Regions from separate parts of the Homo sapiens genome. Here region 1 is linked to region 2. Evidence: chromatin loops called from intact Hi-C (ENCODE). Cell type or tissue: heart left ventricle. All regions are shown on one strand. Each heading gives the region's core, and the rest is flanking DNA. Links, peaks and the distances in the headings are about the cores only. Region 1 overlaps IFI35 (interferon induced protein 35). Region 2 overlaps NBR2 (neighbor of BRCA1 lncRNA 2).

Region 1 (2,846 bases), core at 347-2,846, 140 kb before region 2:
CCATCAGCCTCTCCAGGCCTCCCGACCTCATACCCCCATGGGGCACTGCCTGCCCTACCCCCAGCCCCCAGCCCTTCTCCCATGAGCCTTTGCCATCTCCTGGCTCCTTTTCCAGATCAGGTCGCAGCCAGTTCCCCGCTCGGTACTGGTGCTCAACATTCCTGATATCTTGGATGGCCCGGAGCTGCATGACGTCCTGGAGATCCACTTCCAGAAGCCCACCCGCGGGGGCGGGGAGGTAGAGGCCCTGACAGTCGTACCCCAAGGACAGCAGGGCCTAGCAGTCTTCACCTCTGAGTCAGGCTAGGGGCCTCCCCTTCTCATCCTCCCCACCCCCCCGCCAAGGTTCTCACACTGGCCTGGGCTTGGGTGCCCATATAGGAGGTCTGTATGTTCACCAACAGTGCGGAGGGGTCACACATTGCAAAACACTGCCCAGAACAGTAAAAAGAGCCTGCATGCCATGATGTTCTTCCTCATTTCACTCATGAAAGGAAACGTGATTTGGGCATGGAAAGAGGCAGGGGGCAGGAAGCAGCCCAGATCTTCTGCTGGCAGCACTAGCCTTCCAGGAGCTCACCTTCCCTCCACTCTCAGAGGCAACAAGCAGGACCCAGGGTTTGGCTTTTTATTGACACAAACACACAAAGGCAGCTGTGGTAATGGGGTGGTGGGGTACACAAAAGCAGAAATCGCACTTCACACATTTAGGCCTCATTTAGACAATGAGGAGGCTGAGCCTGTCCCTCCACCTCCCATTGCAATGGTTGGGGCAATAACCCTCCCTAATCCTAGCTCAGTGAGTAGAGGGAGTGACCTCCCTACCCAGGAAGTCCCCATTTTGGTTGCAATGGCCCAGGTCCTGACCATCCCACTCTGTACTTCCCTGCTCCATCTCCCCACCCATGTAAACAGAGTTTTGGGCTGAGTTTGATAAGCTGCCTCTCTGCTTTGAGAAGGCAGTAGGGCCTCCCCTAACTGCAAGGGGAATGTGCTTGGATTTTTACTTTGGTCCCAGTACAAGAAACAGACAGCACTGCCTTTCAGAGCTCTGGCTAGTAAATGCCACACATATCTGCAAGGCTGAGGAAGCTTCCCCGCCTTTCTCCTCAACCACCATAGAGACGGGACATGGCACAGACCACGATGAGGGCACCTGTTTTTGCCCTGCCTCCCCAGGAGGCTTGGGGCTGCCCCACCCAATGGCACATACACAGATTTTTGGCAGTGTTGTGGGACTGGGGAGGAGAGAAACCCCAGCTCCACCAGAACAAGGAAGGCACTGGGGAGTACAGGGGAGGAGAAGGAGGTGGGAAACAGGATCCTCCCTCCCCGCCGCCACACACACACAAGCACAGGTTTTCGTTGCTAAGGCACTGAGAACAAATCCAGAGAACTCAGTGAAGGGTGGGGGCTCTGTATCCTTCCCAGAGTTGTGACCTAGGGGAGTAGGTCTGATTCCCGCCCTGTTGGAAGAGGCAGCCTTGGTTAAGAATGGCAGAAAACCTGGAGATGGAAGAAGCCCAATTGTGCTTAAGAAGTTGGGGACAGAGGACGAGATTGGGAACTGGTCAAGCCCAGAGGCGGGCACTGGTCAGCCCAGGCTGAAGGGACACTAGGGAGAGACAGGTACATGCTGGACTCACAGAGATTGGCCCCATATCCTGAGCTGACGTTTCAATTCTTTGGGGAGGTGGCGGGGCAGGGACGGGAGGAAAGATGAGGCAGAGGTGAAAGCACATGGAACACAACAGGGGGGACTGGCTAACCTTGGCACAAAAGCAGCACAGCAGGCCCGGGGAAAGGGTGGGGGCAGGAAGCAGCCGGCCTCCCTCTGACCCTCCCTGTCGCCTTGGCAGGGCCCAGACATCCAAATGGTCACTTCCCAACCTCTTCAGAGGTCAGGAAGCGGGGAGGGGCAGGGGAGAGCGGTCATCACCACAGAGACCTTCGGGGGAGGGAGGGCAGAGCATTATGACAGAGGCTGAAATGCAAGTCTGGTGGCCAACAGAACGTAGCTTCCCAACTTCTCCCTTCGCTGGTCTCTAGGGTCTCACAGCCACTTGCCCTAGTTCTCCTTCTCTGGCCCTGGAACCAGGAGGACCTTGCCCACATTCTTCTTCTCCTGCATCTGTTTCATGGCATCAGCCACCTGGGGAGGAAGGAAAGATGCGGCTCCCAGTGCTATCCAACCCTCATCCAACAAGAGCCAGTGTGATGCAGGCAGCCCTCCTCTTCCCCAGGAATCTGCCCCTTGGGACCCCAGCCTTCATGAGTCCTACCCAAGCCCTCCCTGCAAAGTCCTCACATTCACCTTCTCGAAGGGCCAGACTGAGTCAATGTGGGGCTTGATGTGGCCCTGGTTGTACAGAGCCAGGAGGCGGGCCACCACACCACTGACCAGCTCCACCTCACCATCCAGGTAGCCCAGGTGGAAGCCACACACAGCCCGGTTGGCCTGCAGCAGCTGCAGAGCTGTCACGCTGAACTGATTCCACCATGTCCGGGCCAGGGCCATCAGGTTCCGTTTGGGGCCCGTCAGCAGGTTGGCCATTCCTGAAGGACAAGGTGACATAGCCTGTGAACCCCCCCAGGCACATCCCTGTGTGTCTGCATCTGTGCTCTCTGTTCCCTGTGATCCCCTTGCAATTCTCCACACCAGTGCCAGGGAGTGATTGGATAATTCTCAAACTGCTGGTTACCAGGCCCAAACCAACCCTGGCTGACTTTAAATTGCTCTAGGGGCTGGGTGCTATGGCTCACATCCATAATCCCAGCACTCTGGGAAGCCAAGGTGGGGGGATCACTTGAGGTCAGGAGTTCGAGACCAGCCTGCCCAAAATGGT
Region 2 (2,909 bases), core at 294-2,793:
ATTTTGGATTTTGCTGATTGTATAACCCCATGGTGAGGTTTAACATGTTCCTCTGGAACAGGAATTAAAAGAAATTAAAGAACGTGTAAGCAGAAACTCAGTTGTATGTAAGAAAACCCAATTTCCCCTGAGAAAAAGAAGGAGCTGAAGTCCTTTAAAAATTAACTGCCTGTTTTTCTGTGGCTAGTGAGCCTTATCTCTCCTCCTTTCCCAGGCACTGTGAAGATCCTGTTTCCCTAGCTGTGCAGCTGCAAGGTCACTAGACAGATAAACTCAAGTTGTAAAAAATGTTTTTCCTTGAAAAGTAAAAAATGATGTAATATATGTCTCAATTAATTGAATAACCGTCTTTGTTTCTCACTTCTGTAATATGCTTCCCCCTGCACAGATCTCCCCCACCCCACCAAATGCTTAAAAGGTAACTTAACTCTTTGTTCAGGGCTCAGTCCTTTGGATGTTAATCCACCTGGGCTGGTGCACCTAAATAATAAAGATCCTCCTCAATCCCATCAGTCTCTCTGATTCCTTATCAATCCTGCTAACCCTCTAACCTTATTTCCTGTAAATTAGACTTATAGGCCTAATCAAATTCAGGTTTAACCTTTTGGCAAGAACACTTTACAGATGGTACTGTGTACTCTTATTAGATCACTTCAGAAGACGCATGTTTGGTTTGTGATTACTTTGTAAAAACAGTGTAGTAGGTACTCACTAAAGGAAATTTAGAAAATAATAAGCTTAAGGCTGGGCGTGGTGCCTCATGCTTGTAATCCTAGCACTTTGGGAGGCTGAGGTGGGTGGATCACCTGAGCTCAGGAGTTCTAGATCATCCTGGACAACATGGTGAAACCCCGTCTCTACTAAAAATACAAAAATTAGCCAGGCGTGGTGTCCCATGCCTGTGGTGCCAGCTACTTGGAGGCTAAGGCAGAAGGATCACTTGAACCCTGGAGGTGGAGGTTGCAGAGTGAGCCAAGATCACACCACTGCACTCCAGCCTAGGTGACAGAGGAAGACTCTGTCTCAATAAAAAGAAAATAAGGCCAGGCACGGGGGCTCACGCTTGTAATCCCAGCACTTCGGGAGGCCAAGGCCGGCAGATCACGAGGTCAGGATTTCGAGACCAGCCTGGCCAACATGGTGAAACCCCATCTCTACTAAAAATACAAAAACTAACTGGGCATGGTGGCAGGCGCCTGTAATCCCAGGTACTCAGGAGGCTGAGGCAGGAGAATCGCTTGAACCTGGGAGGCGCAGGTTGCAGTGAGCCAAGATTGCCCCACTGCACTCCAGCTTGGGTGACAGAGCTAGACTCCATCTCAAAATAATAATAATAAGCTGCACTCCAGCCTGGGTGACAGAGCTAGACTCTGTCTCAAAATAATAATAATAATAAGCTTAAAAAATAAAAACTTTAGAAAATACATCACCCCAGTTCCCATCCCTACCTGTCTATCCACAAAACCAAGGCATTCCTGAGAGTAATTCATTTATTATACTAATATAACAAGTGTTTATTAAGTATCTACTACTATATTCAAGTACTATTCTAGGAGATAGAAATACAGCAGTTTACAAAATAAAACCTGCTCTCACATTCTAGTGTGGTAGACAGTTGATGCAGAATTAAAGAATATATGGGAATAAGTGTATTAAAGAGAAAAAATAAGCAGGGTAAGGGGAAACAGGTAGTGTAATATGTATAGGGGGTAGGTGTACATGGGGGGAGTCAGGAAAGGTTTCACTGAGGTGAGACTAGAGGACAGCTTAATAATGTAAAGAAACACGCTATGCAACAATTAGGGGAAGAGCATTCCAGGAAAGAGGGAGCAGAGAAGGCAAACCCTGAGCAGGACCATGCCTGTGTATGCAGGACATCAGATAGGTCAAGGTGCTAAAATGTAATAATCCAGGAGGATATTGTAGGGAAAGAGCATCAGAGAGGTAGCTGGTAACTTTTGGTAGGAACCTGCCAGCTATTTTAAATCTTTAGCTTTATTCTGGTCTTTTTAATTTTCTTTTTTTGAGACAGAGTCTCACTCTGTCACCCAGGCTGGAGTGCAGTGGCACAATCTCAGCTCTCTGTAACCTCTGCCTCCTGGGTTCAAGTGATTCTCCTGCCTCAGCCTCCCGAGTAGCTGGGACTAAAGGCATGCACCACCATGCCTTGGCCTCCCAAAGTACTGGGATTACAGGAGTGAGCCACCATGCCCGGCCATCTTTTTAATTTTTAATGTTAATTAATTTTTATAGAGACAGGATCTCACTATGTTGCCCATGCTGGTCTTGAATGACTGGCCTCAAGCAGTCTTCCTGCTTTGGCTTCCCAAAGTGCTGGGATTACAAGTGTGAGCTACTATGTCCAGTGAAACTTTTTTTGGGGGGAGATGGAGTCTCACTCACTCTGCTGCTCAGGCTGGAGTGCAGTGGTGTGGTCTTGGCTCACTGCAACCTCTGCCTCTCGGATTGAAGTGATTCTTGTGCCTCAGCCTTCCAAGTAGCTGGGACTACAGGCGCATGCTGCCATGCCTGGCTAATTTTTTTGTATTTTTGGTAGGGAAGGGGTTGCACCATGTTGCCCAGGCTGTTCTTGAAGTCCTGACCTCAAATGATCCACCTGCCTCAGCTGGGATTACAGGTATGAGCCACTACACTTAGCCCTAAATGTGAACTTTTGAAATGGATTTTTTGGGTAAAGTCCAGGCAGGACATCAAAGAACAAGTATCCTGGTAGTGCGACAAGAATGTGGTTCTTTTCATTAAATATTTAACTTTTTAGAAAAGGATCACAAGGGCCAGGTGCGGTGGCTCACACTGTAATCCCAGCACTTTGGGAGTCTGAGGCAGGTGGATCACCTGAGGTCAGGAGTTTGAGACCAGCCTAGCCAATATGGGGAAACCCCGCCTCT

What was found. A loop is a pair of places that touch in the nucleus more often than their neighbours do. Peaks named below come from ENCODE experiments on the same cell type or tissue, not always from the same donor. Only the 100,000 strongest peaks of a DNase experiment are listed, where the experiment ranks them.
Region 1: it touches region 2 in a loop (2.2-fold over the local background); 10 of 110 quality-filtered maps call a loop at or near these places.

The regions. Positions count from the first base shown.
Region 1 is chr17:43,013,993-43,016,838 of GRCh38, forward strand. It overlaps IFI35 (interferon induced protein 35), which reads left to right. Exons shown (of 7, transcript NM_001330230.2): 7 at 116-464. The coding sequence ends at 307. It overlaps VAT1 (vesicle amine transport 1), which reads right to left. Exons shown (of 6, transcript NM_006373.4): 5 at 2,315-2,556; 6 at 615-2,152. The coding sequence ends at 2,069. Among named protein-coding and RNA genes, the nearest start is that of VAT1, 7.0 kb to the right of the region's middle. In heart left ventricle, for the core only: no CTCF peak of the experiment used is centred there; a DNase peak (open chromatin) is centred at 1,839; H3K4me3 peaks cover 334 bases; H3K27ac peaks cover 2,241 bases.
Region 2 is chr17:43,153,163-43,156,071 of GRCh38, forward strand. NBR2 (neighbor of BRCA1 lncRNA 2) reads left to right here. Exons shown (of 8, transcript NR_138145.1): 8 at 440-509. The region is part of intron 1 of LOC101929767 (a long non-coding RNA gene); the gene reads right to left. It also overlaps a transcript of BRCA1 not described here. Among named protein-coding and RNA genes, the nearest start is that of NBR1, 17 kb to the right of the region's middle. In heart left ventricle, for the core only: no CTCF peak of the experiment used is centred there; no DNase peak of the experiment used is centred there.